2 separate regions of the Mus musculus genome follow, and region 2 is linked to region 1. The links are chromatin loops, found by intact Hi-C in ENCODE. Cell type or tissue: heart. All regions are shown on one strand. Each heading gives the region's core, and the rest is flanking DNA. Links, peaks and the distances in the headings are about the cores only. Region 1 overlaps Ankdd1b (ankyrin repeat and death domain containing 1B). Region 2 overlaps Polk (polymerase (DNA directed), kappa).

The links. Hi-C counts contacts between places; a loop is a spot of excess contacts. Peaks named below come from ENCODE experiments on the same cell type or tissue, not always from the same donor. Only the 100,000 strongest peaks of a DNase experiment are listed, where the experiment ranks them.
Region 2: a loop joins it to region 1, with 2.1 times the contacts of the local background. A loop is called at or near these places in 5 of 42 quality-filtered maps.

The regions. Positions count from the first base shown.
Region 1 is chr13:96,428,447-96,443,556 of GRCm38, forward strand. It overlaps Ankdd1b (ankyrin repeat and death domain containing 1B), which reads right to left. Exons shown (of 15, transcript NM_001369169.1): 8 at 13,111-13,209; 9 at 7,427-7,525; 10 at 4,856-4,954; 11 at 1,340-1,438. Among named protein-coding and RNA genes, the nearest start is that of Ankdd1b, 35 kb to the right of the region's middle. In heart, for the core only: no CTCF peak of the experiment used is centred there; DNase peaks (open chromatin) are centred at 3,485, 5,545, 6,725 and 7,495; H3K4me3 peaks cover 1,056 bases; H3K27ac peaks cover 3,768 bases.
Region 2 is chr13:96,483,911-96,499,020 of GRCm38, forward strand. Polk (polymerase (DNA directed), kappa) reads right to left here. Exons shown (of 15, transcript NM_012048.3): 7 at 12,693-12,932; 8 at 11,498-11,622; 9 at 9,919-10,085; 10 at 7,027-7,059; 11 at 5,272-5,368; 12 at 2,898-3,069; 13 at 1-495. Among named protein-coding and RNA genes, the nearest start is that of Ankdd1b, 20 kb to the left of the region's middle. In heart, for the core only: no CTCF peak of the experiment used is centred there; no DNase peak of the experiment used is centred there.

The sequences.
Region 1 (15,110 bases), core at 2,793-10,792:
TCCTGAGTTTGGCCATCTCAGGAATGAGCTCCATCTTTCTAGCAAGATCAAAACTGAGTTCATGTTCCCAGGCCCAGAACCCAACTATCCTGCTTCTTCTGGTGTTTCCTGTTTGTCTGTTAACCAGTGAAGGATGTAAAGAGGGAAGATGCCATTATCCCTTTATATAAACCATGGCACACAAGTCATAAATGTGCTGCCTGTCGGGACTTAAGCTTCTACTGCAGCTTGCCCACTCCTTTGTTCCTTTATCATTGTAAGCTTCTGGGCCAGAGTCCAGGAAGGGACCTGGCTGCAAAAGCTGGCTCCACAACCCTGAAGCCAGGTGACCCAGATAGGCCCGCTCACCAATGTTAACTTCCTTGCTTAACCCCTTGTGTCAAAATATGATTGGTCAAGGCAGCAGCTTACCCCATGCCCCTTGCTTTGTGTTTCCGTCCTATGAACACGTTGTACAACCTCCCTTCGGGGGCACAGTTCATTCAGATCCTGAACTGGCCACCTCCCTGGTGGCTCAGAAAATAAAGCTTTCATTTTAAACCTCTGTATCTGAAGTGAGCGTTCTCAGCTTCCACCCCAGCTAAACAATCTCAATCAAATTGAGGTGCAGGGCTGGAGAGATGGCTCAGTGGTTAAGAGCACTGATTGCTCTTCCAGAGGTCCTGAGTTCAATTCCCAGCAACCACATGGTGGCTCACAACCATCTGTAATGAGAGCTGATGCCCTCTTCTGGTGTGTATGAAGATAGCTACAGTGTACTTATATTTAATAAATGGATTAATTAATTAATTAATTAATTAAAATTAGTAAATCTTTAAAAAAATTGAGATGTAGGGCTAGGGAGCTGGCTTCAGTTAATAAGGTGCTTACCACGCAAGCCACAGTGTGAAAGACTTGGCCATGTAATCCAGGGCTGAGAAGACAGGCAAGAGGATCCCTGGGGCTTGCTGGTCAACCAGTCTAGCTAAATTGAAAGCTCTGGACTCAGTGAGAGATCCTGTTTCAAAGACATAAGATAGAAAGCAGTCCTGACGTTAACCACTGGCCTCCAGGCCTCCATGTGCTACACACACACACACACACACACACACACACACACTCACACTCATACATACACACTCTCACGCAAGCATACACAGATAGATAGATAGATAGATAGATAGATAGATAGATAGATAGATAGATAGATAGATAGATAGATAGACAATGTAAGTGTGTTCCTGCCTATGAAGATGCAGTTCATGCCCATCTCAGGAATTCTGATGTTCCTATTGTACATGGCAGCCAATAGCGAAATCTCCACTGACATCTCAAAAAACAGGGCAGCCAGGGTGACTACCTTGTCAGTGATTTTCAGGTTGCAGCCAGCCTTCAGCAGTGTCTCCACCAGCTCCACATTTCCAAGATCAGCAGCTACGTGCAGAGGGGTCTGCCGCCTCTGCCATGAGAGAAGTAAACTGTCATGGAAGCACATGCAGGAGAGAATGCCATACAGGTTTTGGGGGGAAAATGTGTAAAGTACATATCCTCATGTGGGGGCACAGGGGACAGTTGTTGCAGCAGAATTTAAAATATTGAAAGATGGGAGGAAGTCATGGTTAGGGGCTGGTGAGATGGCTCAGTGGCTAAGAGGACTGACTTCTTCCAAAGGTCCTGAGTTCAATTCCTAGCAACCACATGGTGGCTCACAACCATCTGTACAGCTACAGTGCACTCATAGACATAAAATAAATAAATAAATCTTTAAAAAAAGACAAGTTATGGTTAGGTCATGGGCAGCCCCAACATCCAGAAATGACCTCAAGCTGCACTGTGTGAGCATTTCTAGATAAAAGCCTGGGACTTGTGAGACAGGTACCCACTACCACAGGAGTCATTTCCCTCATCTCTGGCAGAAGGGACATATGGCTACCTGAGGCACCTATCCATCCACGTATCAAAGCCCACCTGGCCTCCAGGCTCCCTCAGTGTCGCAAGTACCTGTTACACAGGTCCTGGCCCTTCCCACTCCACACCCTCTTCCCCTCAGCTACTAACGCTCCTTAGAATCCGCATGATTCTCTCGCTCTCTTCCTCTACCCCACCCCCACCCCCACCCCCTTGTTCTCTCTGTGCTCTGTCCTCTGTTTCTGGCTATTCTCTGCTCTCTGGCTGTCCACTATTCTCCCCCAGCATGCTCTCGCACTCTCCCACAGATGGCCCTGGCCATGTCCAGTCTGTTTTCTTTTCTCTCTGCTCTAGATTCTTCCAGACGTTTCTGAATGTTCTCTCTCTCTCTCTCTCTCTCTCTCTCTCTCTCTCTCTCACACACACACACACACACACACACACAGACACACACATTCACAATACCCCCACTAATGAAGTGGTCACATCAGCACTTTCTTTACTATGCCCCACCTCATACAGTTAGTTACACGTTTGGTAATGAGACATTATATAAACTATATATAAGTATATAGGAATGCTTGGCAACTATTAAATCAAGTCAGGAGCTAGGTGTGGTCATGATCTGTAGTTCCAGCTGCACAGGAGACTGGGGCTGAAGGACTTATTGAGCCTAGGAGTTTGGGACCCATCTGAGAAGTGTAATGAGAGCTTGTCGCAAAAGGTTCCTTTCAGTGCAAGGTACCCAGAGCAGTCAAATTCATAGACAGGAAGGACGGCATTTCCCAGGGCTTAGGGACTGGGAAATGGGAAGTTCTGTGATGTCACAGAACTGTACACATAAAAATAGTTTAAATGGTAACTAATGTTATATGCATTTTACTATAATAAAGTGGCTTCAAAGATTTTGATAAAAGGAAAAACTATGACATAGTATTAAAAGCTTTAGGAGGGATCTGGAGAGATGGCTCAGCAGTTAAGAGCACTAGCTGATCTCCCAAAGGATCCCGGTTCAATTCCCAACACCCACAAGCTCACAACTGTAACTCCAGTTCCAGAGACCCCCACACCCTTGCACAGACAAACATGCAGGCAAAACACCCAACACACATAACATGAAAACAAATCAATTTTAAAAATAAGCTTTAGGAGACACTACATCTGGCTAAGCTTAATCTATAAACTCAGGGAAAACAAGAAAAAATACATTGATACTATTAAAAATTATATTAAAGATGGGGGAGACTAAAGTCTACTTTATTGCCGTTTTTCGCTCTTTCTCCCATTTTCTACATTATTATGTATTAAGAATTAAAAGACTGAGTTTCTTAGCGGAGTCGCCGCTTTCTATCAAGAAGATCAAAGTGTAACCTATGATCATCACCCCGACCTCCTACAGAAAGGAGTGATGTGACGACATCTGTACAGACAGGAGCTTTGATATGATCCAGACCCACTCCTTCACCAGGCAGAGAAGCCCCTTCCCTGGGTCAAGAGCTGCACAACAGCTTGAAGCGCGAGGTCTCTTCCTACCAAAAAAGGCAAAGCCACGCTGCCATCAGAAAGCATGTAGAAAAGGCCGCCAGCAGGTGGCAGTGTGTGCCTCTCTGAGGGCTCCTCACCCAGCACAGGAACCAACAAGCCTACAGAGAGGTAAACACACCAGCACAGGACACAGGCACAAGTGTGCTGTGTCAACAAAAGCATGCTTTGACAATACCACTCTAAGTCAAGAACACAGGAAACACCACAACAAAAGCCGCCCTTCTTCAGTGGGGTCAAATGAACATTTACTTTCTAAAAACCATTTTTGTATATCCTGATTTTATATACTTTATGCAAAAAAATATATAAATTCCATTATTTTGTATGTATATTACTGATGTAACAAAAGTTTGAATTGATATGGTCAAATTGTGTAACTGATTGGCAGGCATGGATCAAGAATGGATCAAGCCAGTTCTGGAGAAGCCAAAATCATACATGAACACAAGGCTTAGTCTGTGTAGAAAAGATTTGAATCATTACTAAGTTTGAATATGCAAATACTTTTAATAACCAGGGAGATAGGCTCCCAGCTTGTGGGCTGGTGCGACACAGAGAGGGAGGCTGTCTGGAGGAGGGAGGGACAGACTGCCTGTAAATCTCCTTGCCCAGGTCAAAAATTAACCAAGAGGCTGGAGCTGGAAAAAACCTGAAGGGATCCAGTTGTGCTGTTTCAACAGGTAAGGAAATGGCCATAGGGGAGGTTGGGACAGCAGTGCTCTTGCACAAGGCTTTCCCTAATCCAGAAGGCATAGGTGGGGATGGCCTGGAAAAGAGCGACTCAGAGGCTGCTTGTGGCTCCCCACCCCCAGCCCCCAAGGCTTCCCACTGCCTGCATCCCTGGAAGAGGCAGCTAGAAGAGGCTGCCCCAGAGGCAGAAACAGCCAACTGCCTACTGCTTGCTGCTCTGCCCGTTCATCTCCATTGGTGACAGGTGGCTTTTACAGGGTATTTGATTCTGTCCCAGTCCACTGACTACCTGGTGAACTTTTTGTTTGTTTGTTTAATTCTAAGAGGTCTCTTTTACCTTCTAGCATAGGAAGATACTTAATGTGGAAACAAAGCTTCCTTCTTATGGGGACCAGCTTCAGGCCAAGGACAACATTTCACATTGCAGGAGTGGCTTTTGATTTAAAGAACTTCTGGCAATTTGCTTTGTCATTGTTTATCAGAAGCCCTAACTATGCCTATTAAAAAGGAACAACTTTATTACATACACCCAGAATCCCAGCTTTGCCTCTGCAAAAAGCAGCAGTGTGGGGACAGCAGAGAGGTTACAGAACGAATGAAGAAGAGTCACATGTTCATCCCAAGAATGGTTTTAGGCACCTTGAACCTAAGAGAACTTCCTGCTGACACGTTGTGTTGAAACCTGGAAATTTCATGTTGAAACACAAGAGAACAGTGTGTCCAGCCTGCTTACCTGATCTAAGACATCAACATCATGCCGAGCACTTAGTAAGCTGTTCACGACTGCGGGGCGGTTGTTGATAACTGCTAGGTGAAGAGGGGGCTCCTTAGACTGCAGAAAGAAAAGCACCAAGCTTCAGCATTCAAATCCCTGATCTCTGAGAGTTACAACAGTCCACCCAGTGTCAGATCCACAGGAAGCCCTGACCAGTCACCACCATCTGCAGGCTGCCTGTCACTCTGGGCAGACACAACAAGCACCTACTAAGGGCCAGGCTCTTCAGGGCCTAAAGATTTATCTTTTTAACGAAGTGACACAGCTATTTAGTTTCAAAGTTTAAGTGATTTAGAGGAAACGTCAACGGTGCTGGGGTGGCATGTACGTCGAGGGAGGACCAACCCTTCTGGAAGCTAGAAAAGGCTTCCTTGAAGAAATGACAGCTGAGCTCAAACACAGATAAGGACGTGTTAAGAAGGCTCAACTGAGGACTTCTCGAAGCCTTCAGAGAGCCAAAGGACAAAAGGAGTGGCCACAGAGGAGGAAATGTATACACGGCATTTCCTGAACAGATGTGAGCTGCAGGAAGTTCCCTAGATCCATGGCAGGGCGGTGTCCCTGCTTACGTGGGCCTCGGGGCTCCTCTGCGGAGTCTACCCATGGTGGGCTGTGACTAGTCTCAACAGCCTGCTCCTTCATCCCCTCACCCCACCTGGACCTCCTGATCCCTCCCCCTTCTTCCCACCCTCCCCTCTCTATCTCAGACCATCAGACACAGTCCATCACCATACTCTGTCTCAAACGTCCCTGCCATCTCACCTCCACCCAGTCACACTGGCTTGTGGAGCTCTCTGGGAGGAAAGAAGGCAACTCAGGACTGAGGAAGAAGCAATGTACTAAGGGAGAGGGGCAAATGAGTAGGGGAGAGTCAGGAAGTTGAGGACGGGAGTAGGTAGGAGGGGCGAGCAGACAGGGGTGAGTGCTGGCCTGAGTTTCTGGGGACAGAGTAGAGAGGAAGGATGCATGTAAAGGAAGCTGGTTGGGATAGCCTACAGCTCCACTCCAGTGCAGAGACAACGTCCGTCGGGAATAAGCATCAAGCCCACTCCACGAAGCCTCATGTGGTACTAACTAAACACTCAGCACCCCACATTTACCCTGGGGGGGTGACACACACCTTTGATCCCAGTGCTTAGGAGACAGAGGTAGGCAAATCTCTAAGTTCAAGGCCACCCTCATCTTTAAGAGTTCCAGGACAGCCAGAGCTACACAGAGAAACCTTATCTTAAAACAAAACCAAAAACAAACAAGCATTAGGCTAAGCAGGTGAAGTAGCCCAGGCCTGCAATCCCCGCACTCTCAAGACAGAGAGAGGAGAGAAGATCTCAAGTGCCAGGCCAGTCAAGGCTCCATAGGGAATGTCAGGCTAGCTTAGACTACACAGTGAAACTCTGGCTCAAAACCAAGCAGAAAACAACAGAAGGTTAAATAAGTCATCCATGGGAACCCTAGGAGCTGGGCCTTATATCCCCGACTTTATACACAAACAGATCAGTAACTCTGTTAATAACAGGGAAGAGGCAAAGACAGGGCCTGAGCACAGACTTCCCAGTTCTCTCCATTTGCAGAATAGACTGGAGATGAGGGGCAGGAAAGGCTGTATGATATGGCTGAGTGAGAGGCCGTCTGGCAGGGAGCCAGGGGATAAGGAGGCACTGTGAGCATCTGTGGGGGTAACCTGAGAGCTAAGAAGCTGAGAAGCTCTGCTCTGCTTGGAAATCAGCTTCTCCCACCAAGCACAAAGCAAGAGCAAAGACACAGCATCCTTCATCTCCAAGGGGTCGGAGGTCTGGCCAGGGCCACCCGCCTTGCTGGGGCCCAGCTTCTCCCGGGGATGAAGAAACCTCCTTGGCCTGAGCTAGGTAAACACAGAGCCAATCCCTCTAAGTCCATGCTCTAAAAACTTATCAGGCATGGCTCAGGTCATATCCCTCCTTTCAAGTCGGTGCCATAAATAGAAATGGCTTGGCACAGCCAGAGGAAATAATATTCACAGAAGAGAGGAAAATAGAGTGGGAGATAGATAGAGGGATTTTTCTTGTCGGATTCCAGCACAGAGCGCCTGTGTTTGTTCTGCCAAAGTCAGTCGAAACTTCAGAAAAACCTCAGTCAGTAATAAGGGATTGACTTTGAAATAAACCACAAGATCATTCTGAGATGGGGCAATGGTCCATTTTCTTAACATCCCGAAGTGGCGGCAGCCGCAGAGGAAGCCGGAATTTCCCAGACAGATGAGATTTCTACAGGAGTCAAGGCACCTCCAGACACCTGAGACTTACTGCAGCCTATCTGACTCTTTTAAAAACAAAGATTTTGTTTTGTGCAGGGAAAATTTACCCCTTGGACTTTATTTCTCATGATTAAGATTAAAAACAAAAAAAGCCAATGTTCCCCCTAAAAGAAGCCTTTCCTTGTGAAATATCTCATCTCCAGCGTGTCTCTGCCTGGAGCACTTGAACATCCAGCCTTACAGCCCGCCCCCCCCCCCCCCCCCCCCGCACCCAATCCCGTATTGACTGGACTCACTTCCTTCTGCTGCTGCAAATCAGCATTCTCACCGAGAAGAAAGTTGACAAGGGCTGTGTGGCCGTTCCGGGTCGCTGTCTGCAAGGCACTGACATTGAGCTGCAGTGAACAGATGGGGGAGGGGAGGGGATCCCGTTACTGTCCGCATGCGGTTGGTGATTTGGTACAATTATTTAAAGAAAGGAATCCAACGTATTTCTGATCAAGCTAAAGCCTATCATTTTGAAGTGTCCTCTATTGCCATGTGATACGGCCTGACTGGGTCTCCAAAACTCCTCATCCTGATGTGATGAGAGGTGGAGGAGAAACCACTGTGGGCGATCTGCCCCTCTTTAAGCCATGGGAAGACCCAACAAATGGCTTCCAGGAAAGCTGGTGAAGTGTCCTCACCAGTCCCTGACCCTGCTAGTACCCAGGCTGTTTCCAGTCTCCAACTAGGAGAAATAAATGCTTGCTGCTTAAATCACCCAGCTTTGCCGTTTGTGGTTGTTGTTCGTCGTCGTCGTCATTACCACAGGAGCCTAACCTAAGACACTGAGACACTATGACTCAGGTACAGGTGAGTTACATCCCTGCTTCCAGACTCAAGTTTACCACTGTGGTCCCCAGCAAATCCTTTCCTTGAGTTAAAATAGGTGAGTGGCATTGGCCTAAAAAGAAAACAAAAACAAACAAACAAAAAACAAAACCCACAAATGCCCTCAGTGGTATCTGGCTCCTGCCTTTGTTCCAGGCTCTCCCAGGAATGGCTTCAAGGCTTGGCAGGAATTCCACCTATGCAAGGCATTGCTTTTTGGTCCTTTTGCCCGACTCCTTTTGTAACTCTCAGTCACTCCTACTGCCCCTTGCCACTCTCTGGGGCCTACGCATCTTCACTTAGTGCCTGAGCTAAGTGGCACTCAGCTCAAAACTGTGCTCTGCTCTTGGTTAGCCTCCAGTCAGCCTCCAAGCAGCCTACCGTGAGAACTGACAACAATACAAGCCAATGCATTAGTAACTGCTGATTATAAGGTTGCCATAAAATATAGCCAGGTCCTCCAAATAAGGACATTTTTTGAGAACTGCGTCCCCCAAGTGGCTAAGTTAGTATCCCCTGGCCTACTTAACATTCCTCTATCAACAGCTAGGACTCATTTCTTTATTCCCTTGAATCTAGGTGGACTTGCAACTGCTTTGACCAGTGGATATGGCAGAGATGATAAGGAGTCAGTTCCAGGCAGGGCCCCTTGCTAGCCTAGCAGCTTCCACCCCCTTCCTCTCTTGCTTCTGATTCTTGTTTTACTTCCTCTTGGGGCCAGCTGCCAAGCTACCCAAGGGCAACCCTTACATAGAGGCCAGATAGCTGGCAACAACTTCCAAGGAAGTAAATGAGCCATCTTGGATATCTAGTTCAAATAAAACTTTACATGACCAAAAACCCTACTCAAACTCTGACTATAATCATGTAAACACGCGTAAAGAAGGATTATTACAGATGAGCCTAGTCAACCCACTGTGAAAGTTTTCAGAATCAAAATAGACTTCCTTTTTTGATCAGTCCAAATAAATGAATAGATTTATGAATACCAGGAGGTTCTAAAAGAGAGGTCTGGTGTACATATAACTATTGACAAGCATTGCCCTAGTTACTTTCCACTGCTGTGACAAGACACGATTACCAAGGCAACTCATAGAAGAGTTTATTGGCTTAGGTGAGTCCCTGACCATCACATCAGAGAGCACGGCAGCAGGTAGGCAGACATAGCATTGGAGCAGTAGCTGAGAGCTTATGTGTTGATGCAACAACCACGTGGCAGAAAGAGATAACTGGGAAAGGTATGGGCTTTTACACCTCTTACAACAAGCCACACCTCCCAATCCTTCCCAAACAGTTCCACCAGCTGGGGACTAAATATTGAAACCTATAAACCTACTGGGAAAAAAATAATCCTAGAAGTTGGAAAAAAAATGGCTCAACTCTTGAGAGCATGTTCTGCCCATGCAGAGGATTTGAGTTTGGTGCCCTGCATCTACGCAGGTGGTTCACAATGCCTGTAAGTCCAGCTCCAGAAACCAGACATCCTCCTTTGGCATCCGTGTGCAACTGCACTCACATGTGCATACCTTGTCAAACGTGCACACATATACATGCCTATAAATGTTAAAAAAATAAATCTTAAAAATATATCTGGACATCTGCCTAGCAACTTCCTGTTTAATCGTGGACCCAAGACTCACGCTATTGATCCAGATGGTTAACAATTTTATTTCAAATGCCTCAAGTAAACCTTTTCAGTCTTGACCTTTAGAATGTCCCTTGGCTACAATGTCCTTGAACAAGCTTATAGGTTACACACATTTCCCACTACAACATTACACTGTCCATAAACTTAATCCTTAGAGACTCTTTTGTATGCTGAGATTGACACACCATGGGAGATAATACCACACTGGTGCTTTATGCCACAGAGCTTTGCTTGTTTGTTGTGAAAGCAACAGGTAGCTGAACAGAGGGTAATGGGAGTGGCCGACTGAAAGCTAGCTGGAGCTGATGCTATACACTGTGTGACCTGGCTTAGAAGGCTTATAAGTACAAGCCTGTTTATCTCCACCTGTAAATACAGTGTAGCCACCTATATTTGTTTTCTTTATGGCTACAGGTTGCTGCCACAAATTTAGTGTCTTAAAAACAAACTTGGACCCAGCCCCCCTACACATTTGCAGCAAATGTGGAGCTTGGTCTGATGGGGGCAATGGGGGGGGGAGGGATTTGTAAGGTGGAACTGGGAGGAGAGAAGGGAGGGAGGCTATGATCAGGATGTAAAGTGAATTTTTAAAAGGAAATAAATATTTTAAAAGATTAGTTATTAAAGTTAATTGGTGAATCATTAAAAAATGTTTTTAAAGTCAGGAAGTCTGATGTGGGTCTCACTGAGCCAAGTTCTATTCTGAAGGCTGCTGGGAGAACTGGTTTACAAATGCCTAAATACATTGGCTTATGCCCCCTTCTTGCCATCTTTAAAATTCAGTGGTATATAGTTGGCCCTTCCTGCATCTCTCCTCACTTTAACAGACTCTTAAGATCACATAACCCAGAATAATCTCATAGGAATGAGCCGGTTTTTGCCATATAACCACTATTTTACTAAGTATAATAAATAAATATATATTTATTGGACTAAGATATGGGTATCTCTGAGCATGAATTCCCATTCTTTCTATAGTACCCTCCTACCTCTTTCCTTTAAGCCACAGTAATGCTGGAGAGATAAATAGCACTTTATTCATTCCACAAACATGACTGAGCACTCGTTATGTGACACACTGTGTCAGGAGGATACGTTTGTAAGCATCTCTATTAGATGCCTGATACTAGATTCCAGTATGGCAGACAACAAATTGATCCATGGCCTGGTGGACTGGTAGTTGGTCTATCAGTAGCTTTAGAGTAAACTCTAATGGACAGATTCTTGGTTAGAAGAATAACACTGGCTGCTTGTTGTCAGCTACCATGTAAACTTAAAAGAGCCAACTGGAGCCAGGCATGGTGGCAGACACCTTTCATCCCAGCATTGGGAGGCAGAGGTAGGATTGGATCTCTGTGAGTTCTAGGCCAGCCTGGTCTACAGACCTAATTCCAAGACAGATAGGGTTACACAGAGAAATCCCAACTCAAAAAGCAAACAAACAAACAACAAAACAAAACAAAACAAACAAAAAAAGCTGACCAGACAGCTATTTTGTATTGAATAACCAAGAATAATTTTGGGGTAAGGTGGCATATAGACTGAGATCAGAATGACAGAAGTGGCCCTGGGAAGGTCTGAGGCCACCGATTTAGGTTTCTGACTTAAGAAACTAATGTCTGAAAAACTCAAAGCCAGTGTCCTATGGTAGAAACTGTAGGGTTTTGTAACCTTCTACCCACTCATACAGGTACCGCGTGTACATGGCCTATGTGTCTTACATACAGGCACAATGTACATGTCGTATGCACTTTACAAGAAGTAAAGAGACATGTGCAACTATTTTATTTCCTGTGTTTGGGTGTTTTGTCTACACCTGTATAGTGTGTTTATTCCTGGTCCCCATGGAGACCAGATCCCCTGGAACTGAAGTTACAGACAGTTTTGAGCCACTCTGTGGGTGCTGAGAATCAAACCCCAGTCCTCTGGAAAAGCAGCCAGTGTTCTCAACTTCTGAGCCATCTCTCCAGCCCCTAGAAATCTGTGAAACTTAAGAAAAAAAATAATAATCACTAGTTTCAAGGTACCAAAAGAAAGCCACAAATTGAAGTGAATAAATATTTAATTGACACGTTCCTACTTCATTGATTGTTAAATGCAGTATCATAAAATATTCATTACATTTGTCAATGACTTACAGTTTTCCTTTTTTTTAAACCTCCTGAAAATTTCCAAGTATATACACAGTGTTCTAAGAAATCAATCATGTAAAAATTAGATGAAGTTTACTGCAGCCAAATGATTGAAAATAAAAATAAAAATAAAAAAATCCACTTAGAGTAATCGTGGTAATATATTTTAGAAGTGTAGGGGTATTTAAATACATTTAATAAGATATGACATAAGGCTTCCAGAGGTTTGAGTTTTTAAGGTCTACAAAAATCCTTCTGGGGCCTGTGGCACCTGACATGCTGAAGAGAGCCTATCACACACACTGGGCAGACTCTCCATCTAGTACAAGTGGAGGAAGGCTGCTTACAGCCAAATCCATGATCTTACTCCGCTTATCTCCTTAGAAATGACTTAGCTGTGTACCGTCACACCTTAGTGACAGAGAGGCACAAGAGAACACAGAAGCCACTCTCTAGAGGCCGGAGGTTGGTGTCAGCAAGGTAAAGGCATTTGTATGACTGAAGGCATCTCTATAGGTGTCAAAGCAAAGTTAAGTCCAAGCTACCTTTGACTGTGTGCGCTGCTGTTGCTGACTTCTTACTCCACACTGGTTATTCACCAGGAGTCTTCTCCAGGATAAATGGGAACAGCTCTGGACTATAATGGGTACTTCGATTGTTTATCTAGGAACTGTGCTAATGAACAAAGACTTCAAAAGGCATGCCACACCCATTCTGAATCTTTGCCTGGAGATCAGGATGTAAGCCTAGCTACTGTTCCCGCGCCATACCTGCCCGCTGCCATGCTTCCCACCATGATGGCCATGGACTCACCCTCTGGAACTATAAGCCAGTCCCCATTAAAAAAAATTTTTTTAAACTGCCTTGTTCACAGTGTTTCTTCACAGCAATAGGACAGTAACTGAGACTTGAACGTTTCAAAGTTTGTTAACACCATGATTAAATACAAAAGTATTCTATATTTGGAGGCAGACAGCATCCCACATTCTTTAGGCCCAAGATGACCCAGGGAGCTTTCACACAGCAAACTTTCTTCTTTAGTATTTGCTATCAACAAGTGAGAATGTCATCTTGCTGTGAAGGGTCCTTGATCCCTCTCCTCTGTCTCATTTTCAGCCTTCCCCAAATGAATTGGAAAAAATGGCATTGCTTCTGAAGAGTCATTAATAGAGAGTATCTGTGTAAACATTAATTCTTATACAAAAGAAGGTATACTAAAATTTTGATTCTACAAAACCCCAGCAAACCACCAATTAAGGACAAGAGTTCCAAAGAATATTCTAAGCCATTCTCCCACTGTATGGTTGACCACAGCCCAGATTCCTACTTTGTTTGGAATGTTGACATCACTTCCTCCTGCCAGGAGCACGCGACTGCATTCTTCATGACCTCCCACAACAGCCAACAGGAATGGGGTTTCTCCATTCTGACAAAAAGAAATGGAAGTTAAACATGAAACTCAAGAACGAAGACCAAAGTGTGGACACTTTGCCCCTTCTTAGAATTGGGAACAAAACATCCATAGAAGGAGTTACAGAGACAAAGTTTGGAGCTGAGATGAAAGGATGAACCATCTAGAGACTGCCATACCCAGGGATCCATCCTATAATCAGCCTCCAAATGCAGACACCATTGCATACACCAGCAAGATTTTGCTGAAAGGACCCTGATATAGCTACCTCTTGTGAGACTATGCCGGGGCCTGGCAAACACAGAAGTGGATGCTCACAGTCAGCTATTGAATGGAACACAGGGCCCCCAATGGAGGAGCTAGAGAAAGTACCCTAGGAGCTAAAGGGGTCTGCAACCCTATAGGTGGAACAACAATATGAACTAACCAGTACCCCTAGAGCTCCTGTCTCTAGCTGCATATGTAGCAGAAGATGGCCTAGTCAGCCATCATTGGGAAGAGAGGCCCCTTGGTCTTGCAAACTTTATAGGCCCCAGTACAGGGGAACACCAGGGCCAAGAAGTGGGAGTAGGTGGGTAGGCGAGTGGGGGGTGGGGATATGGGGGACTTTTGGGATAGCATTTGAAATGTAAATGAAGAAAATACCTAATAAAAAATTGAAAAAAAAGAAATTGTGGAAATGATAAAATTCTGTTGTGACACAACCAATTCTGTGCAATTCAGGTTTTATTTTTGAATATTTGTCCATCTGAATAAATGATATTGAAAGCTGTTGCTTTTGATACTCTGAGAGTGAATGTGTCTTTGTAACTTATACAGAGTATATCTGAGTATATTCATTATAAGCAAACAAAATATTTTGAGAAAGCAATGTTTCATTGTCAATTCATTCTCAGTTAAGGAAAAAAAAAGAAATGGAAGTTAAAATTAATTTCCCCTTGGCATGGAATAAAAAATACATTGAGAAACAGCATGCTTCCGATATCTTTTATGCATGATTCTTTTTGTTGTTCCTGTTAGCACTATTTAGCATTTATGTACCAACATATACTGCCAAGACTTTGGTACAGTCAAATAATGTGATAATATAGAAGGGCAGGATTCATGTTATCCTTGTTTTGTAGACAAGAAAACCAAATAGCTGGTGACCAGAGCCTTTCATCATCTACTGTCTTAGCCTTTAGCCTTCTCAGCCAGCTAGCCTTTCTGTCCTCCTGACCAAGTCAGTCCCCAGCCTCACCATGTCTTTTATGCAGGTGTGTGTGTGTGTGTGTGTGTGTGTGTGTGTGTGTGTGTTGACACAGACACACCAGAAGAATAAACACAACAACAACAACAGCAACAAAAGCCAACTCTCTCTGCCAAAGTCCATTGGAATGGCAAAACTGAGATAGAATATCACCTCCTATGTGAAGGCTTTGGTTTCTGATATAGATTTACATGGCACACTGGATATATATAGTTATGATTGAATGTAGCCCAATATTTTATGTTCCCCCACCACCACCATGTCTTTCTTGTCCTTTAGCGTAAAAATACATATTTAATCTGAAGACAAATGGCCTTTTCTTGTTTTTTAATTGAAAAGAAATGTTTATTTGTGCAATATATTCTGATTACAGGTTCTCATCCCTCAACTCTTCCCAGATATTCCTGTCTCCCAACTCACCCATGCCCTTTTTTCTCTCTCTTCAGAACCAACCAAAGAAACAAAATCAAAGAAACACACATATAAACAAACCTCATAAAACTACAAAATCTGAAACCATAATATACAAGCAAAAACCAGACCAAAAAAATATTCAAACAAAGCCACATGAGACCAAAAAGAGAGAGAGAGAGAGAGAGATATCTATTGCAGGATATTTGATCACACTGTGAAAACAGAGATTGTGTTGTTTACTGGAAAAACCTGT
Region 2 (15,110 bases), core at 4,802-12,801, 57 kb after region 1:
GTACATCTTCCTTCTGACCAATGTCTGCAGAGGAAGCATGTGAGTAACAGGATATTTTTGAGTTCTCACTGGTTGACGGTCCATCAAGACACTCATCTACATGTTCATTAAAGGCTTCCAGACTGACACCTTCTTGCTCCCTAAAGCAAACTGGACATATAAATGTCTGACAGTCATTTGAATTCTCTGATGTTTCAAAACTCTCGCTCAGCTTCTTTAATGCTTGGGATGGTTCCAAGATCTGTAAAGCTTGCTGACCCGCAGTTTTACATCTGGATGTGTCTTGACAGTTGGAGATTCTTTCTGATCGCTTTTTATCAAAGAAACTCTTCTTATGAGACATTTCTAAGGGCTTTGCAAGCTCAGTTTTGTCAGTTTTGTCTAGACTATCCCCAGTAGATGACAAAGCTTGGTTTCCAGCTTGTAAGAAACCAATGATGCTCCTTTGTTGGTGTTTCCTGTCATCTTCACTGGAAAAAGTAGACATTCGGACACCTAAGTGAGACCAAAACCAGTCAGCCTCAAATTGTACAGACGTTCACTCCCAACACGGATAAAGCATGGAAAACAATTATGAATACTATTATGACATGTATGCACAGGTAAACTAAAGAGAAATAAGTACCACTGGAGATGTACACACACATACACAACATACATTTTTTAAGTGCTAAGGTTTGCACCTGTATGTGGTCTTTCGAATGTTAGGTATATAATTTGCCACATAGCTGCGTTCACAGACCAATATTTTCCAAATTAAAGGACAATGGCATCATGGCTGGTGTTATAAAGAAGAATTTACTTTGCTTTGTAAAACTGAGTATCAGTAAATGATAAAAGTCTGTTGGGGTTGGCATGATTATATAGAACTTTCAATGCCATTAAGTAGAAAGTAATTAATTGGAGTCAACTACAGAGACTCTTCAGTGCTGATCTTTTACGATAGACTTAACTTTTTAAGGAGTGTTTCATTTTTACACAACAATTGAACAAAATATTCCTATATATTATCTGTTGTCATTCATGTACAACAACTGGTACTACACACACACACACACACACACACACAAACACACAGCACTATCACCCAAATGCTAAAGTTTACCTAAGAAATTAATCTTGGTAATTTTCATTCTATGAGGTTAGATGTAGTTATAAAGACATATATTCACCATTATAGAATCATATACTAAAGAGGAATTCTAATCTAGCAACATGGCTACTCTGGCTAGAATAGAGACACCCTGTTAGCATACACCTTTAACCCCTCTGGCTGGAATACAGACATATCTTAGTACACATCATTAATCCCAAACAATGAAGGTAAAGTTAGTTTGTAGAAGGAAGCACCCATGTTTGAAAGTGATGTCTAATTGAGTGGTAGACAAAGTGATGAATCAGAGAAAGATTTGACAGAATTCCCAACTCTCATGAGAACAGAGAGCAAAGAGGCAACATAAGAGAGGGCAGGGCAGAGAGAGGAGGAGGCAGTTTTACCAAGACAGGTTGCAGAGAGAGAGAGAACAAGCTAGACATAGGGAAAACAGAACAAACCAGAAAATGAGAAGGAGCCAGATTAGAACAGATTGCCAGAGTTAGTTTGAGGTCAAGCAGAGCAAAAAGTCAGAGGCTGAGACAGAAGCCAGATTGGATCAGTCAGTTTAGAGAGGAATTTTGAGTCAGAACAGCTGAGTTGAATCCGCTAGCCAGAGTTCAGAAAGAACTAGAAAGGGTGAGCTTATTCAGCAGTGTCAGAGGCTGAAAATGTTCTAGGCCTACAATAGATTGCATGGAGGCTAGAAGCTTCTGGGACTAGGCCTACCTCGGTGAGCAGACTGAGGCAGTGAGCCTCCGAGGTGACAGTTACATCAGGGGAACACGGGTCACTTCTACAATACACAGTTGTTTCACTAGCCCCACGTCTTCTGCCTTCATCCTTCCCCTTGGCAATTTCGTCTTTACGGTCTCTAAGGTGTTCAAGATGCCAACCATACAATGCTGGCTTCTTATACTTAAAATATTTACTTAAGTTTCCTTCATGTCCCTTTGTAGCTCATTTACACACTGAACATTATTCTGTTGTCTGGACACACAGTTTATCAATCCACTCAAGTTTTATCTTGCTTGCTTCTAAGTTTTGCAATTACAAAGAAAGTTTCTAGAGTTGCTTGCTCTTTGGCTCTTTTTCATAGAATTCATGCAGTGGTCTCACTGGACGCTATCTCTCAAGTGTGAAAGTAAGACTAATGATCCCCTTTTGCACAATCTCTTACAGATCACTTGGAACCACGGCTTCCTAGTGTTCCCAACAGATAGTAGCTGGCAGTGTGGTTTCACAGTGTCATAATCTTGATTTGTAATTCTGAAATCCAAAATTTCTAAAAATCATAGCACAAAGTGATAAAGACTAAATTGACGTGATATTATGTAGTGTCCCTGTGATCTAAATAACAAACTTGCTGTTGTTTAGTGACAGAAACATCCACGTTTCATTATGTCATGGTGTTCTAGATCCCCAGGAGAGTGTTACAGGATATGATCAGAATGCCCAGGCTTTGTTTCTCAAATCTGTTATATTCTGAGTCTTGAACATCGCACCTCATGGACTTCAGAAAAAATAAAGATAAGAACGACTTCCATTCGCTCTGACAGAGCTGCAAGTCCATCCTGTGCGTGCATCCAGGTCTAGGGATTACAGCTGATGGTGCAGATGAAGACGCTCTTCAACAGTTTTAGAAATAGACACAGGGGAAAATTTCCCAAGTTGAATGTTTTTTCTTTTTATGGCGGGGGCATTATTAAACACACAAGGGGAATAAATAGATAAATAGATAAATAAATAGATAGATAAATAAATGGGGGAAGAGAGGGAGGGAGGGAGAAAGAAGCCTATTTACCCATCAGTCTTAACCGCAGGGGGTGTGGAGAACCCACATTAACTTCTGTCCTTAGCAGCTCCTTGGCAATGGCAAATATTTCCTCTGCAGTAGAAATGGCGGCCGGAACGGTAGATGCACGAGTTTTTACTTCAAAATTCACGTTCTTCAGCTTAATGGTGACGGTTCTTCCCTACAACACAGGCAGCACATTGATATGGGAGGTCTCAGGACTTGTAGAAGAAGATAGTTTGCAGGTTAGAAAAGTTTAGGAAGCCTGTTTGTGCATAAGGATACAAAACTGTCATAATTAAAATCCATGTCTGAAAAACAGCATTTAGCATATAATTACCATTTCCCCCTCAATTAATTAAAACTACTTTTCAATGAAGGGCAAAGTTAACTAATCTCTTTTACCTTTACTGTCCATTTCTCTGGGGTAATTCTCTTTTGAAAGTCAGGGGGGGGTGAAGAGCTCACACTTCCTGCATGATGAGCACATGCCAGAGACACCTGTAAGGACCATCTCTATGGCGTCTATGGTGTCTTGAGGACGTAAGGTTTCAGTCGGGGAGGACTGATGACATTTGAGCATTTCCTTGGGTGTGTGTGGGAGTAACTGGCAGCTGTTGCACTTGAGGGTAAATTCAACTCCTGACTCATTTCCTGACTAAGACTCGGTAACTTCAGGCAGCAGCGAAACTCTCCCTTAACCAGGTAATGACGTGAGAGGAGAGGCTGGTAAGGCCACCTCACCTCTGTGCTATTCTTGCTACATACCTACAGCCTATGACATGGGACAAATGAGACAGTGGCACTCCACAGGGCACATGGCCAGTGGTTATCAAGACTGTCAGTTTTACCAAGAGGGAAAGGCTATCAAACTCGCAGAGCAACCTAGGGAGACAGGACACTAGTTAGTCACCATGTGGTTCCCTGAAGAGAACCCCGGAGAGAAATTAGTAGGAAGTTAAGAGCAAGACAAAGGCAGGCTGAAGCTTGGCAAATAGCAAGTGCTGGCATCACTTTCTAGGTTGACACACACCTATGGTGGTATGAAATGCTAACAGTCGCAGGAGCTGGTGAGAGGGATAATGGAAACAGTCCTATAAATCTGAAATGAATCTAAAATTAAAAGTGCATTAAAAAACTCAAAAAGAAACTATTTTATACTCAGGCTAGAGAAGAGTTTGAAGTAAAATTGCTCAAATGCCCCAATTTTCTGCAATAACTTCTGAATACGTTTGTATTACAGGGGACTGAGGGAATATTAAAGGTGGACTCTTCCTCGCAGTTGGGAGCATTTCAGGCTACTGTTCTCAGTGTGTTTAGCAACCAGGATTAGAGCCTTGAAATACAGCGCCTGTTCCAGAAGGTCACTGCCTCGGTGAGTGACGCCTTCAAGGATGACTGGAAAACCATTTATGATCAGAGGACACAGTTGTAGAACAAGCCTTCCCTTTGCCTTTGTCTCTCCTGCCACGTGACTCTAATGGAGAAGCAATGATCTAGCATGCTACTCTAATGTAGTAGCAATGATTTAGTGTGTGACTCTAATGTAGTAGCAATGATTTAGTGTATGACTCTAACGTAGTAGCAATGATTTAGTGTGTAGAAGCAATGATCCAGCATGTAACTCTAATGTAGAAGCAATGATCTAGCATGTGACTCTAATGTAGAAGCAATGATCTAGCATGTAACTCTAATGTAGAAGCAATGATCCAGCATGTGACTCTAATGTAGAAGCAATGATCCAGCATGTGACTCTAATGTAGAAGCAATGATCCAGCATGTAACTCTAATGTAGAAGCAATGATCCAGCATGTAACTCTAATGTAGAAGCAATGATCTAGCATGTAACTCTAATGTAGAAGCAATGATCTAGCATGTAACTCTAATGTAGAAGCAATGATCCAGCATGTGACTCTAATGTAGAAGCAATGATCCAGCATGTAACTCTAATGTAGAAGCAATGATCCAGCATGTGACTCTAATGTAGAAGCAATGATCCAGCATGTAACTCTAATGTAGAAGCAATGATCTAGCATGTAACTCTAATGTAGAAGCAATGATCTAGCATGTGACTCTAATGTAGAAGCAATGATCCAGCATGTGACTCTAATGTAGTGTTAAGGGTACAAAGCTGCCCTTCATCACCCTGGAGCCATTTCAATGTCACGAATTGCCCTTCCTGGAGTGACCTTGTCACAGATCTCACACACAGACGTCAGACTCTCTGTTTCTGATTGATGGGAGTAGGAATGTTCTATTGTGCTTGTCTCTAGCTTTAATAAATGTGTGTTCTCTTCACTTAGACTAGTATCATATAATAAAAAAAAATACAAAAACAAAAACAAAACCTAAAAACTAAAACCACCCCATGAAAACTCAGTACCTTAAGTCCTTCCTTCTGGAGGTCGTGGGCGAGCTCAGCGCACAGTTCTTGGCACAGGCTGTACTGTTCCTCTGTCTTACTTATCTCACTGAATGTCCTAGAGAAACAAGAAGGATGTTGGTGCACAATACGAAACTACAGCTGAATAATTTGGTAATGATAGAGTACATTCACATAGCCTAGCACTGTATTTTCTTTGGCATAAATTAAAGTTTTCAAATAACCTAACACACAGTCAAGTAAAAATATCTATATAAATGATCAAAAGCCATTTGCATAGGCACACTGATCAGCAAACCCCCCATTTTATGCTCTTTTTAAGACACGGTCTCCCTTTGTAGCCCTGGTTGGACTAGAATTTGCTGTATAGACCAAGCTGACCCTGAGTTCACAGAGATCAGCCTGTCCCTCCACAGGGCTAGGATTAAAGGTGTGCACCGTGTCCATGCCTTATTCATTTTAACTGCCACATTGGTGCTTTCTTTTTGTGTGCTCTTCCATATTGGAGAAGCCAGCTTCCTATACCTGATTGTGAACTGGGACCTCCCTCCCTAGCTCCATTCCAAACTTGACGCCCTAAAGCATTTTTGAAAATCCAAGGGGAGTTTTCAGAAAAGAAAAAAAAAAAAAAAGCCCCACAAAAAAACCAAAAAACCAAAACAATGAAACCTGGTAGTGGTTCTTACATGTCTTAATATAAAATTGATATTTTGAAGAAATAATTGAAGAACTTTTAAAGTATACACATTTCTCCCTAAACAAAGTTCCATTAAGATTTCATGTGACTCCAAACAAGATTCTAAGCCCCCAACACTGGATAATCTCTAAGCCAGTGGTTTTCAACCTATGGGTTGTAACCCCTTTGGAGGTTGACCGCCCCTTTCATGGGGGTTACTGAGAATCACTGGAAAATATAGATGCTTAAATTACAATTCATAACAGTAGCAAATTCACAGTTCTGAAGCATTAAGAAAAATAATTTAATGGTTAGGGTCACCACACCATGAGGAACTGTACTAAAGGTCGCAGCATCAGGAAGGCTGGGGCCAGGCTTTCCTCTGCCAATATTACCTCAGGTTCCATCCTTTATCGCAAACACTTGAGGAGGAAGATTTGGAGTGGGGCATTTTTTTGTTTAATTTGTCTTGTTATATCTGTTTGATGTCCTTAGATGGGGCCGGGTTTAAGAATGAAATTCCTTTGTTTTGTGCACACCATACCCATGGTGTTCCAATGACCAGTGTTTGACTGCAACTTGTCCCATAAAATGAGGGCTGAAGTTCCCACATGTGACACAGCATCTCAGCACCCAGGAAGTCTTGGGATTTGGAACACTTCAGACTTTAGAAATTTGGATGAGACATGCTCTCTACATGTAACTTAAAACCTCTGCTGAGATATTGGCCAATATCTGAAGTTCCTGCAACTCCCACTGTAAGGCCTTAGGATTGTCAGGTAAACATTTAATTGTTCTTATGAAGAAGATTAGGAATCCCAAAGTGTTTAGTTTTCACTAAACAGGAGTAACATCAGTATTAAAAAAAAACGTAAATGCTGGCCATGTTGCCCTACTGTGAGTATAGCAACCAAAGACAGCACGTTGAGCTTAGGTTTACCTCAGGAGCATAACTGCCAAAAGGTGCGCAGCTTTTGTACTGGAGTGATACTTTACTGAAAATGAACCTGAAACAGGTTAACTACACCAAGTCATCCATCATCAACTTTATTTTTATTACATAAAAGCACAAATATTACCTTTCAACACTCATGCTTTTCCTTTCTCCATCCCTTGAAATGAGAGAGAGAAAAAAGAGGTTTATTTCTATCTCAAAGAAAACTGAGTTACTTTTGGTGAATAAGAGAATTTAAGATACCTGTTTTAACTAACTAATTAGTTCATTTTATGTGTATGGCTGCTTTGCCTGTATGTATGTCTGTGCAGCATGTGTGTTCAGTGCTCACAGACAACAGAAGAGGGCGTTGTCTGAAACTGGAGCCACCACCTGTGAGCTACCATGTGGGTGTGCTAGGAATGGAAAACAAGTCCTCTGAAACAATGGCCAGTGATTTTACCTGCTCAGCTACCTCTCCAGCACATCCTCCCACCCCAACATTCTCTTTAAATACACACACACACACACACACACACACACACACACACACACACATATATTGTAAAACCCACTGAGGGTTTCTTTTAAACCTAAAAATGAAGCTGTCAGTATGACATAAATAGATAAGATACTAATCTGATTTCATGTTCATGGATCAAATCTATAGCTACTGTAGAAAACAAAATTAAAAATAGGTATATACCTTGCTTCTATTAAAGTCTGAATACCAAAATACACAACGTATGAAAATACACAAAATACACAACGTATGAAAATAGGAGGCAGCGGTGCCGCAGGCGTCGGCCACAGCAAACGAGTACTTCCTCCGTAAGTCAGCGTGCTTCGTGCGGGGGCTGGCACACCAACTCCTCTCCTCCAGGTCACTTGGGTCTCCTTCCGCATTTGGTATAGGATGATGACTGAGAATATAAGCCAACTACTTTGACTGAACTCGAGCTACTCTGATAGGGGCCACTGAACTAAAGAAACTGAAGCAACGTGTGCTTTATTCAGTGTCCAAATACTTAATGGATGCACCATGCCTAAACTGTCCCAGGGCAGAGAGAGAAGAATGAACAAAATATACCAGTGCTTGTTTTAAGACAGTTACATCCCAGTGGATATAAACAACGATAGATTAAACACAGGTCCTGAGGAGGTAGCTCAGGCATACGGAGCTTGCCTCATATGACCAAGGCCTTGGGTTTGAGTCCCAACAGTACAAAAACTAAAAATAAAACCAAACTAATCAAGTGGAAGAAAGAAGACCTAATGACAGTGTTCTGTAAAAATAACCCCAGTCCTATGGGAAGCCGAGGCAAGAGGGCCACAGGTTCAAGGCTAGCCCGGGCTAGATAGTAAGTTCAAAATCACCTGGTTAATTTAAGTGAGACTCTATTTCAAAATAATAAGTAAAGAGAGAGGGCATGTAGTTCAATGGTAGAGCACATGCCTAACACATGTGAAGTTCAATAAATCACAAGAACCAAAAAAAAAACCAAGTAAACAAACAAACAAACAAACAACAACAGCAACAAACAAACAAACAACAACAACAGCAACAAAAAGGCAGTGTGTTCAAAAGAAAGAATACCCAGCCTAAAAACCAAAGCAGCACAGGGCAACAGAGAACACAGGCTGGGGCGGGGCTGGGGCGGAGCCACAGGGCCTTGTGGATGAGCTGTACATTTTTCATCTGAAAGCCTTTCTGGCCTCTGTATACCACAGAATAACATCTGCTACATTACATCAAGCTAGATTTGCTTTTAAGTATAATGGGGGAAAAAAGATGACCCTATTTGGATTAAATAAGAAACCAGATCATTTACAGTGTTGTGATTTTATCTTCCATGATGTACACTTGAGATCAAAATCTTTTAGCTGTGACCTCAACAAAACAATGAGCACAGAGAGTTGAGAATGATACTGCCAGCTTTGCTGTCCTGCCTCCTCTCAGACTGACAGGGTCTCGATATGTTTGTAGCCTAGGCTAGCCTCTAATTCATTATCAGACCTTGAAGTTTTTTGAATTAATTTTATTCATATCCTCTTTGATTTTATTGCTGTCCTTTAATTTTAGCACTAGAATATAAAGGAAGCCAGGCATGCTGGTATATGTATCTTATTAATTCCATCATTTAGGCAGGAGTACTGTAACCGGATCTCTCTACACTCTCCCAGATAACCCAACATCATAAGGACTTTTGAAGGTTCACTCACAGGACAGATCATGATGAATGCACTGTCTAGATTTATTTTATGATTGCCATTCTTCTCCCTACCCCATCCCCACCCCTGTTTCTTTTTATTCAACCACAAGAAGCCCAAATGAGCAAGTGCGGAACTAAGTACAGGACTTTTATTTAGGTCCTTCCCCTAAGTCGTGGTGGACATGGTCACCACGGTTTGCACGGTCAGCTCCTTCTGACCTCCGATTCTGGATGACCTTGTTAACCTTGTTAACTGACCTCCAATGACCCCATTCATGGCCTCGCTCTGTCTTTCTTCATCTGTTTCTTTGGCCTTTTTCTCTCTCTCATACTGGTGTGTAGACTCCAGCCAGGCAGGACCTTGTCCAACCCACTGTTACTATTTTCACCAGGGTCAACAGAAGGCAAGCGCTCAGCACTCACTCACACTCCTGAGAACTAAATGGACCGCAGCGAGGGCCTTTAAAGAGTCACTAAACCTTACTTCAGGACTAAACTGGAATATAAGCCACCTGTCTTTTCAACAACCTGAACACCAACCTGTCTCTTACCGTCTGGCAACAGAACGAGACAGGCAGGGGACAGAAGTAACCATCATTCCTCTTGCCCATCTTCCTCACTGCTAAAGCCCATGCCTACGAGTGAGACATTATCTCCTTTTTCCCACAGGCAAGCTAATAACCTTAGCTAAGACAGAGGCTAAATTAAAGCAGTCAAAGTGAATTTAAAAATCATTTTGAAATCCCCTTTATCTCAAAGGTTCAAACTGACATTGGTAAATGATAATGGAAACAACAAAAGGCTGAATAACTCTGTACAGATACCTTGCCAGGTCTGTTGAACCTAGACCCAGCGCGATGTGAAGAAAATAATGCCAAGAGGTTTCAGAGAAAAGGAGAGACAGCAACGCTCTCTGTTGGTAGAGTTCTGTGCAAGTAACAATCCCGAGAGCCATTAACATTTTCTCTGTAACTTTTCCTATCCCAGAAACCTAGAAAAGAATCCATAGTTAGCAAAATTGAGTGCAGTATAGCACAGATGAGCAAATATTTATGATTTAGTGCTTGCATGTGTGCATGTCTGAAGGGGGATGTTGTTGGTGCTCAGGCTTGAACTCAGAGTCTTGAACACGCTACGGCATTCCCAGGGGAGAGACTGTATGTAATCTTCTGTCACTAACAAATGGTGTGAATGATAGTGTTTTCACATGTCATACAAGAAAACAGGTACTATTTTTGGTCACACAGCCTAATTTGATAGAATTTTTTTAAAGGCATTTTAAAAAAGACTTCTGTGGTCGTACAAATTTTTGGAAATAGTAGAGCAAACAAATAAAACTTTTTAGTATAATATTTATGTGTGCTCATATCAACAATCCAAGGGGATATAGGATTTTGTTTTTGACAAAATTAATCCAAAGTATGCCACCATCTCTAAAATGATAAAACTTTATATTTCTTAACATTTCAACTGTATACTACATGATAGTCTAGAACCTGTTCAAAATAACAGACAACATTGAATCTGTATAAGGTACCACTCAATGTTCAAGGAAAAGGCGATAGAAAAGACCACAGTATTAATGATTCCTGCATGCTATATACATACAGTAGTTTTTTTCTAAGGTATAAATAGGTGTTCCATTTTTTAAAGTTCTAGGTTCAAATATTGGGTGAATTAAAATATTGGTGATATTCTAAAATCTCATTTAAAAATCATTACTTATTCAGTAATAATTTAAAAATCCTTAATTACAAAAGTAAAGAAGACATAGGATACAAAAATTCTGAAGCTATAAATAATAAAATATGCCATTTCTGGAACCTAGTGTGAAAAATTTATCATTTTAGAGATGGTAAAGTACTTTGGTTCAATTCTGCCAAAACCGAAATTCTAACTCCCTTTGGAGTTCACACCCACTCATCCGGCAGCGACTGGACTGGAGGGTGAGACAGAAGAGGTAAGGCTGCAGGCGCTCCTGCAAGGGCTCCTTTATGTCCTCTCTCCTATGGAGGATGAACTAAAGTCTGCCACCTCTTGCTTACCCTCTGCTCTCCCGCAGCAGAGCTTCCTAAACACTGCTTTCAGGGTCTACAGGAAGTTTCAAGTGCACATCCAACCCCAAGCAAAGTGTTCACATGCTACCTATGGTTTCACAGCTCTTCAGCAACGACAGTTACGATCAGCCAGTGGTTCTCGACCTTCCTAATGGTGTGACCCTTTAAAACAGCTCCATATGCCGTGGTGAACCCCAAACATACGCTACTTTTATGACTCATAAATATGTGATATGCAGGCTATCTGTTCTGTGACTCCCAAAGGGGTTGAGAACCGCTGGGACTCTAGCTCCTCTGTAGAATTCGGAATATACACACAAATGATAGCCTTTCTACACGACTTTACCTTTCTAATAGGCAGGTCCTTGATGAAGTCCATCACCGCGCTCCTGCTGGGAAGGATCTGGTACTGTCCGTTTGGCTTATTCTTATCACTGCACACTTTTGCTAACATTGTATTGGGGGCGATGCCTTAAAAAGAAGAGCACTCCACTCACTCCAAAAAGCAGCTACACAGAGTTAATTATGTGACAAGGACATGCAAATGCTCGGGAATGACACTTAAACTGACAATCTCCCCAGGGCTTTTTGAGGTTTAGGGAAAGGGAATAGATTAGCTATGGCAGCAGGTGACTTGAGAAATAGTTCAACCCTCACATCTTAGAATCCAGGAGTAACTTCTGAACCAAGTAATATGAAGTATCATTACTTATGACTGTCCTAGGAATAAAGAATTATTTTAGCTGATTCTTATTTACTTCTCAGAAAAGGTCTAGAATATAGTTTATGGTAGATGCTTAATTTTTAAAGTTTTTCAAGTACTCTGACTTATATTAAAAGCAACAACAATATAAAACCTTTAATCTTTAATGCTACAAAACAAACGACCACACCTGATGTTTTACAGTTCTAGGAGTCTTATCAAGTCAATTTACAGCAGGTGGATCTAAATACATTCATTCATTAATAGCTTATTTTGGTTTTTATAGATATTTTCTTAAAGCTGATTATGCTTTGCAATAAAAAAAAACCACTAATCCAATCACACATGTCTTTAAGATCATGCAGAGGCTTTGTGACAAATGGTGCGACCATTATCAGCCCCTATGCTAAGACTCCCGAGATGCCCCTAGGGGTTGTGGATACACGTAAACTGGGGGACTCTGTTGGCTTTCTTTCCTTTTTAAAAGTTTTCTTTTTTCTTTTTTTTTCTTCTTCACCAGATGGTCTTAGGTTGCTACAAGTTGATCTTTTTCTTGGTTGAAGCGAGGGGAGGTTCACCAACCTGTATTTATGCTAGGCTGTCTCCTCCAAAGCCATCTAGGGCAAGTGCCAATCAAATATGCTGTGCAAATCCAACGAAAATATATTTTGCACTTAAGGATCACTATTCTAGACCTGTGATAGCTTTTGTGCTTGATTACAGCTTACCTGGAGGTTTAGCTGGCCTCAGTAGGTTCAAGTTACTAGCAGCCAAATCCAATGTCATCATCGCTGTACAATGAGCAACAGCTAGTGTTAATATCCCTTTAAATAAATACCTGCGCTGGCTGTCAGCGTTGTTTTTTGTTCAATTCTGAAGCGAATTTCCTTTACCACTTCCTCAGCTGATGTTCCAAAAACAACTGAATTTTGGGCTATTTGAGGATTGTTTTGTTCTTCAGAGTTCAGTTGGAAAGGACTTCCTTGGGGTTGCAAATCAGGAGGACTATCTTCAAAAAGCAGCGGGGAGATGGACCGCTCATACTCAGTCAGCTCGTTAGCTTCCTGTCTGGGTGTGTCTGGATCACAAACAGGAACGGCAAGGCAACTTCATTTTAAGGAACACACACGTCTTAAGCTAGGTTTCGCTCCATCTTTTCATTTTCTCAATGCTCCTCCTGCATGTCCCAATCCAATGTGCAATTACTTTTTTTCTCTCTCCCCCTCTTCTCACCTTTCTGTGTGTGCACACTTGTCTGTCGGTTGAGACAGTCTATTAGCCCACACTGGCCTCAGTCCACCATGGAGCCCACACTGGCCTCAGTCCACCATGGAGCCCACACTGGCCTCAGTCCACCATGGAGCCCACACTGGCCCACACTGGCCTTGAACTCCTGATGGTGGTTGCCCAGGCCTTGTACGCGTGGGATTACAGGCACCAGTGCCCACCTTCCCCTACCACTGAGAACAAGCAGTTCAGCTTTCTCCCTGGGAAACATGATAAGAAACGCTATCATTTATTTTTTTGTAGCTATTTAATAAAGACAATGCGGTCTGGCTTTCCTTAAAAAGAGCAGCATCCATTTCTTTAGTGTATGTTTTAAAGGAAATATTTTAGTTAAAACTCATTAACTTACAACATCTATTGTGTTTTATTTAAGAAAGGAAATATTTTTCACTTTATTTTTCTATAAGGACAAAAAGAACAAAAAGAACCTTCTTAAGTTAGATTAGGAATGAGGAGGAAAGGCATTAAACAGTAGGAATAATTACAACCAAAATTACACTTTGCTTTGGAAGAGGAAAAAAAAAAAACCTCCTTATTCATAGAAGAAACTTCAAAAATATTAAAATATTCTGAAATGTTTCTTTTCAAATGTTGATTCCACTTTTAACTTGTTTGTTAACAAAATATTACTTTCATTGAGCTTGCCTTTGCTATAAATGAAATTACTTCTGAAAGCAGAACTTTTTTTTAATTAGATATTTTCTTCATTTACATTTCAAATGCTATCCTCACAAGCCCCCTATACCCTCCCCCAACCCATCCACTACCGCTTCCTGGCCCTGGCATTCCTCTGTACTGGGGCATATGATCTTCGAAAGACCAAGGGGCCTCTTCTCCCATTGATGCCCAACTAGGCCATCCTCTGCTACATATGCACTAGAGACAAGAGCTCGGGGGAGGGGGGGTACTGGTTAGTTCATAATGTTGTTCCACCTATAGGGCTGCAGATCCCTTCAGCTCCTTGGGTACTTTCTCTAGCTCCTCCATTGGGGGCCCTGTGTTCCATCTAATAGCTGACTGTGAGCATCCACTTCTGTATTTGCAAGGTACTGGCATAGCCTCACAAGAGAGAGCTAAATCAGGGTCCTTTCAGCAAAATGAAAGCAGAACTTCTTTACATAAATTCTTAGAGTCTGATCCAACTAATGAAGGCCCAGATTTAAAGCAGAAAGTGTAATCATTAACACACTGGAGAGTGGTACTGTTAGGACGTAGAGGAGTTGGGCACACTGGTGTGTGCCTGGGATCCCAAGACCCAGTACATGGGAGGGTGAGACAGGAGGATGACAATACCAAAAATAGTCACATGAATAATTCCACTAAAAACTGTTCTCTAAGCTTAATATAAGATAAAAACAATTTAAATATATTTATAGGATTAACAACAGTTTTCTGATCCCATATCATAACACATATATTTCCCAAATCAAGGTAAATACAGAAGCAACAATTATATTCTTTTTTATTTTTTTTTAAAGCTAGGTTATCCTCACATTAACTATGCAGCCTGTCCAGGTTGGTCTTGAACACCAAATTCTATTGCTTCAGCCTTCAGAGTGCTGAGATTATAGGTATAGGAGCTTAATTTTCTTAAATTAAATTTCCAGACACAGTTGAAGGTATTTTCCTTGAAAAATGACCTTGGTCTTTAGAAAATGTTTAAAGAAGGCTGGGTGGTGGCACACATCTTTAAGCCCAACCCTGGGGAAGCAGAGGCAGTCAGGTTTCTGTGAGTTCCAGGACAGCCAGAGCTCTTTTTAAAAGGAAGAAAGAAAGAGAGAAAGAAAAGAGAGAAAGAAAGAAAGAAAGAAAGAAAGAAAGAAAGAATAAAGAAAGAGAAGGAAGGAAGTAAGGAAGGAAGGAAGAAAGAAAGAGAGAGAGGGAGAGAGAAAAATGTTTACAGATATGTAAATAATATAACAGTATACTTGATTAGTTGCAATCTTTAATTATGGTGTATGAGTTGCTT